2 separate regions of the Homo sapiens genome follow, and region 2 is linked to region 1. Evidence: chromatin loops called from intact Hi-C (ENCODE). Cell type or tissue: prostate gland. All regions are shown on one strand. Links, peaks and the distances in the headings refer to the core of each region. The heading gives the core; the rest is flanking DNA.

Region 1 (10,996 bases), core at 1,762-9,761:
CCTGCAGTGTGTCTACAGCTGACCTCTACTTCAAATGGTGCCTCTCTGTCCCTAGGCTCTGACATAACTCCCTCCTCTTACTTCAGGGTACCTGTCTAAGTCTGGGAGATCCAAAACTTCTCCTTCTCTTTTGTATTTACCTGCCTCCAACTTCCAGGTTGCTGCAACCTTCACTGCCAAGTCACTCAGCAGGTTACTCCGATGCTCATTCATTACCCATTTATTTACTGAAGGTCTGCCATGTGCCAAGGAAAACAACAGTGACCAAATACTTATCCTGGCTCTTCAGGACCTCAGAGTCTCGCGGGGAGGGGAAGACAAGTAAACAAGACGTTTTGGATTCTGCTGCTTCCACGGGGAATTACAGAGGTGAAATGGAAGGGCTTGGGAGTGGGGTCCCTGCCGGGCTCTGCCTCCTGACCATGAGCATTCTAGGCCAGGGATCAGGTTCACAGGTAGCCTATTTTCCACACCTCATAAGAAATGTGTTTCGTAAATAAGTAACCACACCTGAGTTACTATGCAAATAAACTCAGCTCTGTCCTCTGAACAGCCAAGTTCACTTTTCCACTAGCCTTTTCTCTCCTGCTTCTACCTCCTCTATCTTTACCCTGTGCTGCTAATTTCTCAGTCTGTCATTACTGAATGAGACACCCAGCCTGGAACAGAAAGGACAGTTTGAAGGGGGTCTCTACCTGGCATCTGAGCCGAGCTCCTTCTAAGCGCGTGTTTACGATGGCTCCGACTCATGCCTTAAAAAAAAAAAATCGCTACAGAAAATACCAAGACTGATAGCTAAATCCAATTAAATTAAGATTAATAAAAAGGGAGGGAGGCCAGCAGAATGAAGCCAGCAGGAAACCTCTCTTGCTGCAGTGTGCTGCTCCATGCATTTCAAATGCAGCCCAACACAAGTCCTGATTCACCTTCACTTACCCTTACACAGAAGCCTCGCAGACAGGCTAGGCGCAGCTGCAAGATGAGCTGCTAAGAACTTGCTGATTTCAATACAGACTGGTTTCCAAAATGTTCTGGGGTTTTAAAACTTCACTCCCCCAAACACTTCAGGCTATGCCATAACTAATCCCACATCTTGCGTTTAGTTGGGAAAAGAGACTTTGGTATTCTATGTGGGTGAGATAAGAAGCAAAGACTAACTAGGGAATCCGGCATCTCTTTTGTTGCCATTTCCTGTTGTGAAAATCCTTCAAATCAAAATATTATTGAACACTGGAGTTAGAAGGAGTGATGGAGATTACTCGGTTCCATGGCCTTTCCCTGTTTTGGAGAACTAATGGAGGAAACAGGCCTTGACTGAGCTCCTACAAACGAGTGCCTCAGCTAATGAAGGCTGCAGTCCAGTATGCTGTTGACTGCACTACTGCCATGGGGATTCATCCACAAGGTGTTTGCAAAGGACAGAGAAGGAATTCGCAGCCACGAAAGGGAGAATGGAAACTCTCCAAAGAGGAAGAAATCAGCTTGACATTTAGCTTGCCATCTAGTCTGGCTGTCACGAGGCCATGAATCTGCCTGATGAGAGGTAAAAGAGAGAAATGAAGAAGACGAGGAAAGAGGGAGGGAGGAATAAATTTCAAAACAAACAGAATCTGTGGCTCTGCACTCACTCCCTGTACTGGGGTGGCAAAGGGTTGGGTGGGAATGAGGGGAAGGGAAATATGTTCCTGGAGGAAAAGGCTTCTTATGTAAAGGGTGAAGGAAAGACTCAGACCCAAGTAGAAGCCAGGGGAAGCTGCTGTGGTGGACGCTGTGACGCTCCCCAGGTCCCGTTTCATGAATGAAGAGTTTAGTCCCCCACATGGTCGAAAAGCTGCTAGAGCAAGATCCATGGCCATCAGCACTCTTGGGGACTTCCTGGGCTGAAGGAAACTACCCTGCCCAAGTCATGCCTACTTCCAGTGGCAGCCCCCATCCAGTGACTCATCCACAGAAGTCTAAAGGCCTGGCTCCACACACCAACTGGGGATACCTCAGAAGGGCCCTCCCAGCTTCAGTGCATTCCAAGTGGTCAGCTGAGCTCTTTTCTGGGACTACTTCAGAGCTTAGCTTCTCCCTCTGCCCAACCCTGCTTTCTTCTCTTCCCTTCCACAGTGTGGATACGGAGAGCACTTCCTAATGAACAGCCTACACACAAACCTCTGTCTCAGAGTCAGCTTTTCAGGGAGCCCTACCCACAACACTGCTTATGAAGTAAATGTGCAGAGCCCTGCTGAAGGCAGAGAGAAGATTGTCATCTGTTGAGTCTGGTCAGGTAACTCACACCGTGAAGAACATTGCCCAAGTCCTTATTTAGAGAATTAAGTTTGGTGCCACCTTACAGTCAACCACAACATGTGTATTGGGCCATCCAAGCATCAGAGCAGGGGTACTGAAAAGGTGATCCCTTCCCTCACAGAACCTGCCCTTCCTCAACCAATCAGTCAGATATAGGTACAGCCAGTTCTTAAAGACCTTTAAAGAGCACTCCAAACCCACCCTCGGAACTGTCACCCCTTATAAAGTTCATAAACCTTAACTATCAAAAACATCTCCCTGCAATAATTTAAAGTTTTAACTTAAATTAAATTCCTGTGTGAATTTCTTTTTGTTGTCTTAAGCAGAAGTAGAAAACATGTATGAGGTTCTCTGTTCAGTAATCCTTTATGGTTCATCTGTAATATTTCTTCAAGGTTAATGATCCCATTTCCCACTAGCTTTCTGGCAAAAGGTCATGTTTTCAATCCTATCATCTCTGTAGCTTTCTGTAATAAAGCTTGGTTTGAATGTCAGTCAGTTTAATAGCTATGCCAATTTCTCACCTAATAGAGCCAAGTCTTTATCATCCTCTTTGACAAATGGCACAAGTGGATGCAATAACAAGTCACATTCTAAAGCCACTGAGGGCACTTTGGTTCCCACCCTTCCAGGCAAGCATTTCCACAGCCTGGGCTCCTAACTGAAGATACAAAGGGATCAAGGGAAGAAGAAAGGTTAAACCTAGGAACACGGAAGCCAATGTGCCCCCAGAGAACGGAAGAGGCGGTCTGCGAGTTCAGAAGGCAGGCAGCTCATGCTTGAAGGTGATAGCCTTCTGCCTACAAGAGAAATCTGAGCACATCAGTTACTTCTGTCTTACCAAGAATCCCTGAGATACTGAGATTTCTGAGTTGAAAGTGAGATAAGGCCTGTTTTGTTTTGTTTGTTTGTTTCCATGTACATAGCTCAAGATGTTTTCTTGGCCGGGTGCAGTGGCTCACTCCTGTAATCCCAGCACTTTGGGAGGCCGAGGCGGGTGGATCATGAGGTCAGGAGATTGAGACCATCCTGGCCAACATGGTGAAACCCCACCTTTACTAAAAATACAAAAATTAGCAGGGTGCGGTGGCACGTGCCTGTAATTCCAGCTACTCAAGAGGCTGAGGCAGGAGAATCGCTTGAACCAGGGAGTCGGAGGTTGTGTGAGCCCAGATGGCGCCACTGCACTCCAGCCTGGTGACAGAGTGAGACTCCATCTCAAAAAAAAAAAAAAAAAAAAAAAAGATGCTTTCTGGATCTGCAATGATAAGTAGTGATTTATGTTGGAGAAAGAAATAAGGGAGGTCCAGGCCCTTACTTTACTATCTCTGACCCTGTTTACAGAAGATCCACCCAGTAACTATGACATTTAACTGTGGAGTGGTAGAGTTTTTATACTCATGAGGAAAACTCACACTAGTGGCGCCAAACCACTGGGCGTGGCCTAACACAATTTCTGATAGCCAGGGGAGCTGGGGTTGGGGAGGGTGATTACTGGCATCTAGTGTCCTGCATCCACAAGGCCACAGGACAACCTCACATAACAAAGAATTATCCCGTCCAAACTGTCAGTAGTGCTGAGGTTGAGAAACCCTGACTTACAAATAATTCTCTGTCCTCCTAAATGTATTCACCTACTCAGGAATCATCAGGCCTTGTTTCTCCTCCTCTAGACACTCAGCTGACCTGGGAAAATTACAAGCTGCTTGACCAACAAGCTCATTATCTTGTTTTTGATGGAGACAGAGCTGAGGAACAAAGACAACAAATAAAACCCCAACTGTGGGGTGAAAGAAGACTTAACCTTGGCTCATAGGCTCCCTTCAAAAGCTAAGTGGTATGTGGAGATCCGTGAGCTGGCAGTTCTGGTCAGAAAATAACAAAGTCTCAGAATTGCTTCCTAGGCTAGGGTCTCTCCGGAGGCACACACAGACGCCTCTTGCCTTCACCTCTGCACTAATCTCATTGCCCCACTTTGAATCAAGGCTTGAAGACTGTGCAAGCAGAATAACCAGGCACTCTCTTCAGTTAGTTCTGAAACCATCTCAATGATTTTGGGAGAATACACTCCCCACAATCTGGCAACAAGTTGTCTGGCTTGGGTTATTTCTAAGTCTACATTTCTTAGTTTCCTGAAGAATACACTGAGCATGCCAAAAGGTTTCAAAGCTACAGTTACGGCATCAGCAACAACTCTTCAACTAGCCTGTGCTTCAGCCCAAAGCAGCACAAACAGAAAAGTCAGCCAAGCCACGAGGGGCCTGGTCAAGCGTCTAACAGTGTAGGATTGCTGCATAAAGAGCAGGATCCTACTACAATACATCCTTTGAAGTGCCTCGAAAATAAATGCTATGTTTAGAAAACAAAGTCCTCTCTCCAGGCCTGGACTCACCCCACTCACCCCACCCTCATCCCTATTTCACTGAAAAGCTAAATATGAAAAAGTGCTTGGATGTTTACATATTTTCATATAGAGTAAATTTTCCTTAAAGGGCCATCTTCTTAAGAATACAAATCCTCCAAGAATGGTCCTTGAGCTGCTCAAGCTTTCCAACCAGAAAATATGACTATATTGAAAAATACGACTAGAAACAATAGGACCAGCCTCACTTCTTCCCCATAAAAACAATTCCAATCACTGAAGGTCTTGCTGGCATCTCTGCCGCCATCTACTGAGTCAAACTGGCACATATTCTAGTAAATCCTAACCAAGAAAGGTCATTGTTCTGTTATGTTTCCATTTTAACTCTTACCATGTTGTATTACAATTGTTTGTATATAACTTTACTTCTAGATTGCAAGTACCCATGAGATACATAGGATGTCTTATTCCTCTCTTAGTAGCTAATCAGGAAATGGTTGTTGGATTAAGTAATTTTGAGTGTTGCACAGGGCTTCTCCAAAAAAGATCATCTCAAGAATTTTCTTTAGGACTCCTCTAAAACCCAGAAACTACCATAATTATATCAAACAGAAGAGAGCAACTAGTTTATTTTTTAAGGCTTTCAGAGTAGCTCCTTCTACAACTTTCTTTATTGACCCAATACCAGCCTTCACAATCTCCACCATCAGCAAATTATTCTGTCTCAAATAAAAATGGTTTATTATTTAGTTCTATGGCTCATGTGGCTTAGAGTTTGTTGTATCCTTAAGGTGAGGGCTTTTGGACACTCAAAGGCAGAACTGTGATTATATGTTTGTTTTTTTCTTCCCAAATTGAATAACCCCATTCCTTCAACTTTTCTTTCTACATCTTCACGATCTATACATGCTCAAAATTAGTAACAGTTTTCTTAATGTGAAGCCTCAAACTAGTTTCGATGCTCTATTTAGCATTTAAGCAAAGATGATTTCAACAAGTGTTTGTGGTGCCTGCTATTATCCCTATCAATGGGACACTTTGCATTAGGCAAACCTAACATTTACCAGGCAGATAAATTAGGAGTTGGTGATTCATCTCACAGAGCATTCCCAGGAAAATTTCTTCAAAATAACCATTTCAGTCCTGTTTCATTTAGAAAACATTCATTTTATAAGCAATTTTTCATGGATTACAAATCACAGAATGAGAGTAGCTGTAATCTTATTGATGTCTAATTTATGTGTCACTTGGGTTTAAGATATGCACCTTTTTCTGGTATCTGCTACTGGTGTTATGAGCTCTTCAAGACCTCTTGTTCCTTAGGGAAAGAGTCAGCATGAAAATCATCTCTTAGAAAATATTATCATGTTCATTTGACACCTGAAAAAGCATACCCAGAGGGTAGAAGAAACTTGGAGACTGTTTATACACACAAATAGCATAAAGGACTTTTTTCCATCTCTAGGGGACCAACCTGGGCAAAGGAATAGAAGGAATAGCCTTGGCAATTATTCTCCCTGTCCCTGCACCCTCAAGAAAACAGGGAGAGTCACATTCTCGGATGCCAAGATTAATACCTATGTTTGGTTTCTTGGCAAGCAGGCTCTCTGCACTGCAATCTGGAAGGCCACTGGAATCTCTCTGCCAATGTTTTTCGCATTCTCATTATTGATCCTAGTAGCAGCACAAACCTGTTTCTGGATGTTGTGTTCAGAAGCTGATCAACATTAAGTACTCACCTCAAGGAGGCTGGCCAAAAACAGCCTGCAGACTTTTCAAGCTGACTTTTCAAACTGTTTGCTCTTTGGGTTGGTCAGGGCCTGCAATCAAAACTCATCATCATTAATTCATAAACGCCTAACTCTTTAAGCAATTTGGCAAAAATCTTTTGACAATTCAGTCCCACTGCTGGGGGCTGCTTCCAAAATGTACATTACCAAAGTGTGTGAGCAGGCTGGACATGGTGGCTCACGCCTGTAATCCCAGCACTTTGGGAGGCCAAGGCGGGCAGATCACCTGAGGTCAGGAGTTTGAGACCAGTCTGGCCAACATGGTGAAACCCCATCTCTACTAAAAATACAAAAATTAGCCAGGCGTGGTGGGGGGCGCCTGTAATCTCAGCTACTTGGGAGGCTGAGGCAGGATAATCACTTGAACCCAGAAGGTGGAGGTTGCAGTGAGCCAAGATCGCACCACTGCCCTCCAGCCTGAGTGACAGAGGAAGACTCCGTCTCAAACAACAACAATAACAACAATATAGTCAAAATGTGTGAGCAGTATGAGGCGAAGGAAGAGTTCCAGGAGAAAATGGATGGGAATGTGTTGTCACACATTCTGATCTGTGTACAACCAAAGTGGTAGAAGGGTGACATGCCCTTCCTGTTAAGCACAAACCCACCTAAAGCTCACTCTATTTATGATAGTATTTTTATTATCTGACCTAATAAAACAAGATAACAGAATTTAACCCATACAACTGTTCCTTGAGTGGAAAAGATGGATCCTTCTCAGTGTGGCCCTAACACATTAATACACATGAAAGCTTAAAGGTAGAGTTTGCACCCAGTGGAGAGCTAAAAATGCTTGGTGGTGATTATTGCTGCAGTTTGATATATGACATGATAATGGAGACCCCCCACAGCCACAGTGGAATTTCCACTAAAGAGCTAACTGGATAGAGGCAAGGATCCATGTAGGCAAATCTTCAAAATGTAATTTTATAGCCTCTATTTTAAAACTGCAATACTGCTTCTTAACCAAGCTTATGGCATACAGTTGGGGAAGAATACTATAGATTAATTCTTTAGAGTGGGGTCGGGGGAAGTCAAAATTACTTAAGGACTCCGTACCTTTTCCTCTTTCTACACACAAATTACATCAGTGTTATCTTCCATGTTCCTCTGCATTAGAAATCAAAATGGCCTCCATACTGGATTGGCTTCCACATAGTAGCTCTACCCTTTATCCTCCCTTGTGTTACATCAGTAAATTGGGTAGTCCGCAGTAGGCTTTTCCAAATGAGAAAATATGGTAATTCTTTTTTTTTTTTTTTTTTTTTTTTTTAGTCGGAGTCTCACTCTGTCACGCAGGCTGCAGTGCAGTGGCACAATCTCAGCTCACTGCAAGCTCCACCTCCCGGGTTCACACCATTCTCCTGCCTCAGCCTCCCGAACAGCTGGGACTACAGGCGCCCGCCACCATGCCCGGCTAATTTTTTGTATTTTTAGTAGAGATGGGGTTTCACCGTGTTAGCCAGGATGGTCTCGATCTCCTGACCTCACGATCCACCTGCCTCGGCCTCCCAAAGTGCTGGGATTCAGGCGTGAGCCACTGCGCCTGGCACCAAATAAGAAAATATGGTAATTCTTTACTATCTTTATCCACTCAAAAAGCTTCATTTAAAGTTGATGGAGGCCAGGAATGATGACTCATGCCTGTAATCCCAGCACTTTGAGAGGCCAAAGCTGATGGATCACTTGAGGTCAGGAGTTTGAGACCAGCCTGGCCAACATGGTGAAAACCCATTTGTACTAAAAATACAAAAATTATCTGGGTGTGGTGGCGGGCACCTGTAATCCCAGCTACTCAGGAGGCTGAGGCAGGAGAATCGCTTGAACTCAGGAGGTGGAAGTTGTAGTGAGCTGAGATTGTGTCACTGTACTCCAGCCTGGGTGACAGAGCAAGACTGTCTCAATAAATAAATAAAAAAAAATAAAGTTGATGGAAACAAGAAATCAAATTTAGCCTCAGTTTAGGACAGAGGTTTCAAATTAGTGACCTGCAGGTCAAGTCTGGTCTGCAGATGTGTTTTGTTTGGCCCACACAGTACTGCTCACATCAAATCTGCATGTCCAGCTTCCAAGAAGGTAACACCGAGTCCACAGCCCTGCATAATAAAAGTTGCCTGGAATTTATCACAATTGTCCCTTTCAAAAAGTCCCCAGATCCTCCTTTCCCTGACTGTGATACATTTCACTCATTTACAGTAGTGCCAAAACCTCTATAGGTAGACGCAGATCCTCAAGGTAGGGAGGGTACTTGTAGAAAATTATCAATTAAAAAAAAAAACTAAAAAAACTATATAAATAATAGTGTCTTTTTTATGTACCCAATATATTTTTATTCAAGAACACAACAAATTATAACTACTAGCAAACTGACAGCTTTATACACCGAACATTTGTTAAATGCCATTTTTTTCTGAGAAAGAATGGAAGAAATGTATGAGCTTTCTATGAAATGTACAAAGTTAAAAAAAAAAAAAAAGGCCTCTGCTATGATTTTTGACTTAACATATGCTTTAGCAATCCAACAGAATTCCAGGCACCTAAAAAGTAACAGGTTTTCACCTTTTAAAGTTAAAAAAGTGATTAATTTAATGGTCATTTCTTAGTTAATTCAGGATTTAGGAAAAGTTCTAAATATTAAAAAAATTTTTTTCATTAGACTAGACTTCTGTTCAACATCTCTAAACCTTTCCAAATGAATGAATTTAATAGAAATTCATTTTGATACATGCTTGACTATAATAAACAAAAATGTAACTAGTTACAATTAAATCTTTCAGACCTTGGAAGAAATATCTTCCTTTCCTCACTGGTATGGTAGAAAGAAAACCTAATATGAAATCAGAGAAACTTAGTTCATCATGACCCTTGCTTTGCAACTGCTATGTAAAGCAATCAATGGCAAGAGGAAAAAAGGAGAGAAGACACGCTCAAGACAGCAAGACCTAATAGAACACATGAACGTTGGTTAAATCTTCATTGGAACAATTCAAATGTTAAAAGGCATTTTTAGCAACTGGTGAAATTTGAATATGGACTGGCTATTAGATAATGCTAAGGAATTATTATTAGTAACTTTTAAAATACGTTGTGTGTTTCCATTAAGGTTGTAATCTTGCTAGCAGAAATTGTGTGCAAAACAGGTATTCGGTAGATGTTGTTGATGCTGATGTTGAATTGTAGTATTTGAAATTTAGGCTGAAGGTCAAGAAGCATTGGGAAATAATTTGTACCTTTTCAGAATTACTGAATTTTAGAGTTGGAAATGACAAGAGGAGGTATCTAGTCAAAATAAATTTATCTTAAGCATGAGGAAAAGGACACATAGCTAGACAGTGGTGGGGCTGGTCTAGAATGCAGGTTTCTGTGCTGAGGCCCAGATTATACCTCCTTCAGTGTAGCTTACATGGAGGCTCTTATAGCTTCAAAGCCCTCTGTAGCTCACAACTCAATTCTTTCTCCTTCCTCATTTAACTTTGTAATCTTGCTCTTCCTCCCAACTCCATTTTCCATCACCAGGCATTTTAATTTATATTCACTTGACAACTTTTACTTTCCTTGGGAAAGCTGCCAAAGGCAATGCTAACTGAGAAGGAGTAATAATGAGAAAAGGAAAAACAAGGCAAAATTAGAATAACAACAACAACCGCTGTTTAAGCTTTCTCTAGATTTATATACCTACTTTATCCTCCTGGCTTTCATGAAGACATTTTTTTTTCTAAGCTCTGTCAATGGACACATAATAGCTTTCTATCAATCATATAGGTCTCAAAGGAAAAAAAAAAAAAAAAAGGTTTTAAGCCGTTGGCACACAAAGAACCAGTGCTGCCGAAATACCTCTCCCTTTCCATTCCTTTTTTCCATCCTTTATCTGCTCTTTTCAACAGCCTGTATGAAGGCCAAAAATCAAAATATTATTTTGATAAGGCTTTTAGTAATAAATTGCTTTTTAAACTATGCACATGTATTACTTTAAAAATGCTACGTTTTAGAAAGCTGAATTATAATTATCCAGTATTCTATTTAGCACCAAATGGAAAAATTAAAAACTCAGCTTGAATGCTTCTGAATTTATAAGATAAGCCAGGCAACCCTAATACAAGTGTGGACAGATAACTTAATCTCAGCAATAAGTTGTACCAATATATCAAATACTTTAAAGAAGGATAAACATATAAATACAAATGAGTAGACATATGGGATTTAGTAAGTACAAACTAAGTAGAGAAATGTGTGTTTCTGGGGCCGATTACAAAGGAATTACAGCTATCTTTTCCTAAGTTCCTCTATCATGTTATACACTTACACTACACATACATTATCACTAATCCTCACAACAAGCCTAAGGAAGACTGCCCATATTTTATAAGTGAGTAAGAGGTAGGACCAGAATTTTAATATGAAGCTGTCTGACTCCCCGTTCATCTTCTTTCCACTATAACATAAAAATACATATTCAATTTAAATTTAGGATGGGAAAAGTTATGCTCTTTGCTCTTATTCTAATAGCAGATCATTTTCATTTTTTACTTGAAATTTTTTTTTCTTTTTT
Region 2 (10,324 bases), core at 788-8,787, 140 kb before region 1:
AAGAAACACTTTTAAAGAATTATGCATTTTCTCTTACATTCTAAGTTGTTACAGTCATTGTACATTGCTCTTTGAAGACATTAGTCCTGTGCCAATGTCCAAATGCCAGAGTCCAAAATACAAAAAAAAAAAAAATTAACTGCCTTTAGGATGACACCATTATTGGTTTTGCTTAAAATTAACCTAAGTGAGGGCTACTTGTTATTTGTATACACAACTAGTAAGTGAGAGACTAAGGCAATTCAATTCCAGAGCCCATTTCCTTAATCACTGTATGTTACAGAACTGAATGCTTATATTTCCTACAAAACTCATGTTAAAGCCCCAACCCCTAAAGTGATAGTATCTGAAGATGGGGACTTTGGGAGGTGATTAGGGTTAAATGCAGTCAGGGTGGGGCCCTGGGCCAAGGGGATTAATGCCCTTACAAGAAGAGACACCAGAGAGCTTGCTGTCATGCTCCCTGTCTCCCCAGGCACACACAAGAGGTCATGTGTGCACACAGTGAGATGGTGGTCACCTATAAGCCAGGAGAAGAGGCCTCAAAAAGAAATCTACCTTGCCAGCACCTTGATCTTAGACTTACCAGCCTCCAGAATTGTGAGAAGTAAATTTCTGTTCAGCCACCCAGCCTATGGTATTTTGTTACGGCAGCCCAAGCTAACTAATACACTCTATATTGGTAATATTAACTTTGTACAATGTCATCTTGTACCTGCAGTTGGGAGATCCTAAGCTAAAGATCTTCCATGGTTTACACTAGAGAAAGGCCTCTACCATCAGACAATTTGAAACAGCCTGAGAGATGACTGGAAGGTGATATTCCTTTAACAGAGAGAACCTAATAAATTTAGACAATTTCATCTGGATGGACAAGCTAGACAAGGCTGATCAAAACAGATAAAAATCCAAGAAATGTAGCTAACATGAATACGGACTTGTCTTCCAAGCATATTACCCTTAATGAATTAGGAGAGCTAACTTCACAAGGTCTTATATATTTTAGATAAATATATACTGGGCATGAAGTCATACTTAAAGGATTCCTAGATGAGGGTGATGACGGGAAATTTATGATGTGTGTTTAAAAGGGTTTCCTCCAACCTAGAGCACTAGGTAGGATGGGCTATCCAGTCAAAGGGGTAACATAATGGCTTATAAGATTTTTAAATAAAGTGCATATATATGTGTACACATATTTAAAAGATTACTTGCTATGTGATCTTAAATTACAGTTTCTCATTTGTAAAATGAAGGAAAGTTCCCTTCAGCTAAAATAATGAATTATTAGCTTGTATAAAACTGAAATTTGAGGGTCAAAGAGCAGAACCAAATAATTACGCAGCTGCTCCATCTAAATAACAGTTAACCAATTCTTAACAAAATGGTTGTCTTTTTTATCTAGACAATATAGTTAAAAGCCACTAATTCAGAGGCTAGTCTATCTGGAAAGTGAACTAGAAACATATATTACTGTTAAAGTTAGTGGGAAAACAAACTACATCTAAATTTGTGCCATAATTTTAAAGTATTTTTTTAATGTACTGTACTCTTATTCCTACCTAGTGCAATAATCTTTTATAATAAAAACTATATTCCTGGAATTTTTCTAAGTAAAAAAGTTTTCAAATTGGTATTTCAAAGATTCATTATGTTTAAGAAAAAAAGAAAAATCTTCATTTTGTAAAATGGGATTCGATCCAGTTACCCATAAAACAAGTACTACATTTCTAAAAGCTCTTTAAAAAAATCCAGAATAGTTAACTATCTTCTGGGACTTCAAGAATACAGTTCAGACTCCTAATAAAGCAATCACAGATCATGAAATTGAATTGCCTAAGTCCAAATCACAAATCCATCACTTACAACTGTAACTCTTAGCCTTTCTGTGCCTAATGAAACTTGTAAAATAAGGATAATAAGAGTACCCACCTAAAAATGTTGTGAAGGAGGGAGAGGGAAAGAAAAAAGAAGAAACAACTTGCCCTAAGTCACAGAACTAGGAGGCCAGAGGGTCAAAACATCTAATTCCCAAGTCTTTGTGCTTTATAATTATTATTATTTTTTGGCTAGGCTTCCTCAAAGCACGAGATGTGCTTCATCTTCTGAAGGATGTATTTATGTACAAGTGCAACTGGTGCAATCCTTCTTACTGTATCAGCCCCTCAAGTTAGTTCTCCTGAAACAAGGTAAATCGTCACCCAGTAAATACCTTGTAATTAGCAGAAATATTGCATTGATCAATTGCTTCTATTTTACAATGTAACAACATTTATAGAAACATTAATGTGGGACAGGTACTGTGCTGAGCCGGCACATTTGTTTCAGATGTTCATTCTGTTCTCAAAACTACCCTGTAAGGTAGGTACTACTGTTACCCCCATTTCACATACGAGAAAAGAGGCATTTAAATCATATCTAATTACAATACTACAAAAAACCTGCATTTTAAAACCATAGAACTTCTGCTTCTGGCTATGAGAGTAATTACAACAGACTAATTCTTCCAATATAAGCAACTAAAAATATGGGCAAAATACTAGAAGCAACTATCTTGAGACACTGGACAAGAGGCAGGACAGCAGTGTGAATCCTGAGAAAAGGGAAACCTGCAAGATGACTACGCTGCTTTCTGTCTGAAGGCACATTCTGGTCTACAGTACAGAGAGAAGCCTAAGAATACCGCACTCTTGCTAAGCTGAGGAGGCTGAGGAGTTGTCTGGAATTTGTGAGACAGGGTAACATACAAAGTAAAGCCTCACAGAAAAGGAGCTCCAAAAATCTGGATAGGGGTTCCTCTTAAACCTCTGGGTGAATACTACGCTGCATGTGCACAGCACAAGACTCGGCAAGGCCTAGCCAAGAAACCTATGGTAGAGCTGCAAATTAACTGGATTATATCGAAGGTCAGAAAGTGCTGAAGACCTGATCTAAAAATTCTGACCAGTCAGAAAGGAAAGATCTCTCTAAACACCTCAAGCAGGACTACTCTAAGCCTAAAGGATACTCTAGACCAAGAGTCAGCAAACCATGGCTCATGAGCCCATATTGTATTGGAACACAGCCACGCCCATTCACTTCTGTGCTGTCTATAACTACTTTTGCACAATAAAAACAGAGACGAACAGTTTAGACAAAGGCTGTATGGCCCACAAGCCTAAACTATTTACTCTAACTGGCCCTGTAAGTCTGCAGACCCCTACCTCTAGACCCACCCTAACTTTAAAATCAAAACTTGAAAGGATCAAAATGATTTTCCAGCAAATTAACTGCCTGCCAGAACAAAGTTAAAACCACCAAATCCATGACATGCAGTATAAAATAAATTAATGGACATGCAAAGCAGCAAGAAAATATGACCATAAATAAGAAAGAATAGCAAATATAAACAAACAAATAACGTAGACGTTGGATTCGCACTTTTTTTTTTTTGAGGCGGAGTCTTGCTCTGTCACCCAGGCTGGAGTACAGCGGGGCTATCTTGGCTCACTGCAACCTCCACCTCCCAGGTTCAAGCAATTATCCCACCTCAGCCTCTGAGTAGCTGGGATTACAGGTGTCTGCCATCACACCAAGCTAATTTTTGTGTTTTTAGTAGAGACGGGGTTCACTACGTTGGCCAAGCTGGTCTCAAACTCCTGACCTCAAGTGATCCGCCAGCCTCAGCTTCCCAAAGTGCTGGAATTACAAGTGTGAACTAACACACCTGGCCTGGATTAGCAAATATTAAAATGAAAATTAAAATAGCTATTAAGATATTAAGTACAGAAAAAGACAGACATATAGAGTAGACAGGGAATCTTGGTGGAGAAATATAGACTAAAGGACCAAATGGAGATGCTAGAATTGTAAATTATATTAACTGAAAATAATCACTAGATGAGCTTAAAGGCAGATTAGACAATACAGAAAAAAAGATTTATTGATAAACAAACTTAAAAAACAACAACAGAAAGTATCCAAACTGAAACACAACAAGGGAAAAGGGCAAGTGAAAAAAGGAACAGAGCCTCAGTGCTGAGAGACAATCAAGGAGTTAAAATACCTATAATTGCAGTCCCCTTAAAAAAAGCAACAGTGGCCAGGCATGGGAGCTCATGCCTGTAACCCCAACACTTTAGGAGGCCAAAGTGGGAGGACCACTTGAGGCCAGGAGTTGGGACACCAGTTTGGACAACACAGTGAGACCCTATCTCTACAAAAAACTTAAAAATTAGCCGGTGTAGTGGTGCACACGTGCAGTTCTAGCAACTCAGGAGGCTGAGATGGGAGGATCACTCAAGCCCAGGAGTTTGAGGCTGTAACAAGCCATGATCACGCCACTGCACTCCACCCTGGACAACACAGTTAAGACCCTGTCTCTTTAAAAAAGACTGAAGAAGTTAAAAAAAAAAAAAAAGAAAAAATGGCCTAAAATTGGACAGAAGTTGGCATTTTGAAAATACCAACCAACAGAGCCACAAAGCTCAATGTACTCCAAGCAGAATAAACACAACACCACAAAAAGGCACACCATAAGGGTCAAACTGAAAATCAAAGATAGAGACAACCCTAAAAACAGTCAGAGGAAAAAAGCAGGTAAACAACAATAAGAATGACCTCACCTCTCATTGATGTAATCCAAAAGGTAATGAACGCCTTTAAAGTTATGAAAAAACTGACAATCTAAAATTATATACAGATGATCCTCATTATTCATGGATTCCTTATTTGCTCATTTACCTGCTCACTAAATTTGTAGCCCCAAAATCCATACTTGCAGCACTTTCAGGACATGCAATGAGCAGAGCAGGCAAACCAGAGCGGGTCATCCAAAGTACAAGTTCCCAGCTGAGATGGAACAAGGTAACCCTACCGCCTTCTTGTTTCAGCTCTGCCACTGACTTCCCTGTTTCATATGGCCCTTAAGCACAGCGCTGACATGGTATCGAGTGTTTTTAACCACAAGAAGGCTATGATGTGCCTTACAGAGAAAACATATGTTAGATAATCTTCCTTCAGGCATAAATTATAGTGTTCTTGGCCATGAGTTCAATGTTAATGAATCAATAATACATATTAAATAAGATGTCTTTATTTTTTAATTGATATATAACAGTTGTTTTATATTTTGGTAGTACATATGATATTTTGATACCTATATGCAATGTGTAATGATCAAGTCAGAGTGACTGGGTTATATATCACCTCAAACATTTTTCTTTTCTTTGTGTTAGAAACATTACAATTCTTCTAGCTATTCTGAAATATAGAATAAATCATTAACTATAATTTCTCTACTGTACTATCAAATACTAGAACTTATTCCTTCTATCCAACTGTATTTTTGTACCCCAGGTGGCTTTAAATAGAAAAACACATAAAACAAGGTAATATACTGATTGGTTAACAAAAATATTATGACAAGAGGCTTACAGGAGCCAAGTCTGTATTTCCCCTAAGAACAATGATTCAGTATTTGCTAATTCCCTGTTTTTGGTGGCTATACAGAACATAGTGACAGCTTAAAAAAACAGAATTGGCTGTATTATTCAAAACATATTTTTTTAAATAACCAGGCATGGTGGCTCACACCTGTAATCTCAGGACCGTAGGAGGCTGGGGTAGGAGGATTGCTTGAGCCCTGGGGTACGAGACCAGCCCAGGCAACAAAGTGAGACCCCAACTCTCCAAAAAAATTAAAACATTAGCCAGGCACGGTAGCGTGTGCCTATAGTCCCACCTACTTGGGAGGCTGAGGTGGGAGGATCACTTGAGCCCAGGAGTTTGAGGCTGCAGTGGGTTATGATCAGGCCACTGGACTCCAGCCTGGGCAACAGAGTAAGACCTTATCTCTAAACGAACAAACAAAATATATAGAAAAAGTAAAGATTAATAAAGGTATCTTCAGATAAAAGCTGAAAACAGAAGCTGAAAGAATTTGTCACTAAGACACCTACAATACAAGAAATGTTAAATCAAGTTCTTCAGACTGAGAGAAAATGATATGAGATGTAAACTTTGATCTTTATGTAGGAATAAAGAATGGCAAAAATGGTAAATATATATGTAGATGTTGAATATACAGGTAGATGTTAATTTTTCTCATTTCTTAGTTTCTTCAAAGAATAACTTTCTGAAGCACAAATTATCACAAAATACAATAACTATAATACATTTAGAAGCAAAACTTATGACAATAAAAGCACAAAGGATGAAAATAGTATATGAAAGTATGTTTTATTACATGTGAAACATGTAAGGTGGTATAATATTCTTGCTATTTTATGATAAATTGAGAATGCATTCTGTAATCCCTAGAACAGCCTCTTAAAAAATAAAGAGGTACAGCTAAAACCCCAACAGAGGAGATAAATCTGAATATTATAAAATCCTTGATTAATCCAGAAGAAGAAACAAAAGAAGAAAATCAAAGAACCCAAAAAGCAGATGGGACAAAGAAAAAACAAAGACACACAACCACACACTATCAGTTAGGATACAGATGATTTAGGCCCCACTACCAATGAGCTAAACTGACTTTTATGGAACACTACAACCAACAATATAATACACATTCTTCTCAAGTACATATGGAACATTCACCAAGATAAAACATTTCCTGGGCTACAAAACAATCTCAATCTAAAACAAGTGAAATCATGCAGTCTATGTTCTACAATGAATTAAATCACCTAAAATATCCTCAAATGTTTAAAAACGAAACTACAGAATTCTAAATAATCCATGAATCAAAGAAAATAGGGGGAAAATTAAAGAAATTCTGAATCAAATGATCATGAAAATGTGTGGGATGCAGCAAAGTAATGCTTAGAGAGAAATGTATAGCTTTTAAATGCTTTTAGAAAAAAGGCTTAAAATCGAAGTGTAAAGCTTCCACTTTAAAAGAGCAAGTTAAATCCAAACAAGTAAAAGAAAATAAGTAGTAAAGAGCAGAAACCAATGATAGAAAACAGATTAAAAAAAAAAATCAATGAAACAAAAAGTTGCTTCCCTGAAAAGATCAACAGAATTGATAATCAACTAAAATGATCAAGACAGAGACTGAGAGACAGAGAGAGGAAGCAAGTATTGAAAATAAAAGAGGGACTGTTACTGTAGGTCCTAAAAACGTAAGAGAATATTATGCACACATTTATGACAATAAATTAGACAACTTAGATGAGTAGACAACTTCCTTGATGTCTACTTATCAAAATGAAAGACAAGTTTCTTTATACCCAGTCATCAAAATGAAATAGATGCATTCCTTGAAAGACACAAATCACCAAAACTGACACAAGCAGAAATCAAAAATCAGAATAGTCCTATGTGACTATACTTGTAACTTAAAACCCCCACGAAGAAAACTAATATAAAACATCTAATGAATAGTACCAACCTTACACAAACTCTTTGAGCATATAAAGGAAAAGCAAACACTTCCCATAAAATTTTTATAGATTTATGCATTAATACCAAAACCAGACAAGGATATAACACGAAAATTAAAATTAATTTATATAACAATATTCCTCATAACCACACATGCAAAAAATCTTCAATAAAATAGTAGCAGATTGAATCCAGCAACTCATAGAAAGTATAATCATCACCAAATGGGGTTTAATTCCAGGAAGGTGAGGTTGGTTTAACATTCAAAATCAAACAATAGGTCGCACGCAGTGGCTCATGCCTGTAATCCCAGCACTTTGGGAGGCTGAGGTGGGCAGATCACTTGAGGCCAAGAGTTTGAGACCAGCCTGGCCAACATGGTAAGACCCTGTCTCTACTAAAAATACAAAAATCACCCAGGTGTGGTGGCGTGCACCTGTAGTCCCAGCTACTCAGGAGGCTGAGGCACAAGAAACGCTTGAAACCAGGAGGCAGAGGTTGCAGTGAGCCAATATCGTGCCACTGCACTCCAGCCCAGGCAACAGAGCAAGACTGTCTCAAAAAAAAAAAAAAAAAAAAAAAAATTAAAAAAATTTAAAAAGTTTTTTTAAATCATATAATGAAATTCACTATAGTAACAACAGCCCGAAAAGGAAAAACCATATGATCATCTCAACAAATGTCAAAAACTTATCTGACAAATTTCAACACCTGTTATCATAAAAACTATCAGCAAACTAGGAATAGAAGGAAGCTTTCTCAACCTAAGAGTCAGGATATCTAGGAAAAATATGCAGCTAACATCATACTTAAAGGTGAAAGACTAATGCATTCACTCAAGATTCTGTGTTAAACAAGCAATCTACCAGGCTTCTCGTAAAGATCTGAAGAGAAAAGTAAAACTATCTTAACTTACAGACAACAGGACTGTATAGTTGGAAAATCCTAAGGATTCAAAATAAAATAACCCTACCAAAGCTAGTAGTGAATTTATAAGGATACAGGATAGATGCAAAGACAGTACACAAAACTTAACTCTATTTCCATACAGTAGCAACAAAGAGAAAATGAAAATATTTTCTAAATATCACTCACTGTAACAAAAAAACATAAAATATTTAGGCATAAATTTGACAAGAGATGCACAAAACTGCTATACTGAAACACACTGCTGAGAGAAATTACAGATGATCTAAACAACAGAGATATCACATTCATGGGTTGAAAGATATAATATTGTTGAGTGTCAGGAAACAGTTCTCTATGAGTATATTGTGTTTTTACACATCTTCCCTTTGTTCCTATCTTTTAAAAACATTTGTATTGTGAACAGCCTTGGAAAACAGGGACAGTTTCTTCTTCTTCAGCAACTAGCAGCCATGCTTATTATATGACACAAAAGATTTGTTTCCCTAAGCTTAAGATTTCTGTCTATAATACAACCTGCTACAGGTGCAGATCTCACTCAGCCATCTCAGTGTTGCTCCATGTGAAATGGAGCTGAGGGAACTGGCACAAGAAAATGCTAATATTCTGGCTACTGTCATTGCTGTGAGTAATAAAGTCCTCTGCCTCTGACCCAGGCATCTTATATCCTCTGCCAGCATCCATGAAACTATGACAGGCTAACTTGTTACCTTTGAAGTAGTGTAAAATCTCAAATCCTAAGACGTCACTTATCCCCCCTACTAATCTCTAGATTCAATGCAATCCCAATCAAATTCATAACAGGCATTTTATAGAAATGAACAAGCTGATTCTGAAATTTATGCAGAAATACTAAGGGACCTAGAAGACACAAAACAATTTTGAAAAAAGATCAAACTTGCAGTCATACTACTTAATTTTACGACTTGCTATAAAACTACAATAATCAAGTATTGGCATAAGGATAGACAAATCAGTAGAACAAAATAGATATATATAAATAGACACACTTCATATGGTCAATTTCTTTTCCCAAAGGCACCAAAGCAATTCAATAGAAAGAGAAAAATATTTTCAAAAAACTCTGCTGGGAAAACTGCTTATTATATGTATGGAAAAGAAACAAATAAATCTGGATCTATGGTAACTCATACCATAGACAAAAACTACCTCAAAACGGATCAAGACAAACAAAAGCTAAAACTATCAAGCTTCTAGAAGAAACCAAAGTGTCTTCACAATCCTGGAAGGAGGCAAAGATGTCTTAGACATCACAAAGAAAGCACTAACCATGAAAGAAAAAGTAATTATGACTTCTCAAAATTAAAAATTTATACTCATCAAAAGAATCAATAAAATTAATAGGCAAGCTACAGACTAGGAGAATATATTCACAACACATGTATCAGACCAAAGATTTGTATTCATAATATATAGAGAGAACTCTTACAAATATGTAGGAAAAAAAAAGGCATACAACACAATTTAAGAATGGGCAAATTACTTGAACAGACACTTCACCAAAGAAAACACACACAAAGGACATGTAAAAGTCCTCTAATTCATTAGTCCCTAGGGAAATCTAGATTAAGACCACAATGAGGAACCACTACATAACCACTAAAATGGTTAGAATTTAAAAAACTGACAATATCAAATGTTGGTGAAAACGTAAAGCCACCAGAATTCTCACACATTGCTGGTGGAAGTGGTTGGGGGAACAGTTAAGCAACTTCTTATAAAGTTAAATATATAGTTACCCCATGACTCAGCAATTCTACTCTCAAGTATTTACCTAAGAGAAATGAAAATATATGCATACAAAAATGTCTATGTAAGAATGTTCACAGCATTTTGTTCATAGTAGCCAAAAACTATAATCCAAACATCCAACGAGTGAATACATAATTAAACTGTGCTATTCTTAGCATGGAATACCACTCAGCAGTTAAAAGGAACAAATTACTGATACCTGCAGCATCATTAGTAAGTCTTAAAAGCATCATGCTGAATGCAAGTAGCC

Evidence for each region. A loop is a pair of places that touch in the nucleus more often than their neighbours do. Peaks named below come from ENCODE experiments on the same cell type or tissue, not always from the same donor. Only the 100,000 strongest peaks of a DNase experiment are listed, where the experiment ranks them.
Region 2: it touches region 1 in a loop (3-fold over the local background); 60 of 110 quality-filtered maps call a loop at or near these places.

The regions. Positions count from the first base shown.
Region 1 is chr2:55,163,794-55,174,789 of GRCh38, forward strand. It overlaps CLHC1 (clathrin heavy chain linker domain containing 1), which reads right to left. Exons shown (of 13, transcript NM_152385.4): 13 at 8,754-10,996. Among named protein-coding and RNA genes, the nearest start is that of CLHC1, 63 kb to the right of the region's middle. In prostate gland, for the core only: a CTCF peak has its summit at 4,973 (motif pointing left); DNase peaks (open chromatin) are centred at 4,948 and 6,339; H3K27ac peaks cover 4,877 bases.
Region 2 is chr2:55,028,667-55,038,990 of GRCh38, forward strand. The region is part of intron 1 of RTN4 (reticulon 4); the gene reads right to left. Among named protein-coding and RNA genes, the nearest start is that of RTN4, 17 kb to the right of the region's middle. RefSeq lists an enhancer at 4,979-5,028. In prostate gland, for the core only: no CTCF peak of the experiment used is centred there; no DNase peak of the experiment used is centred there.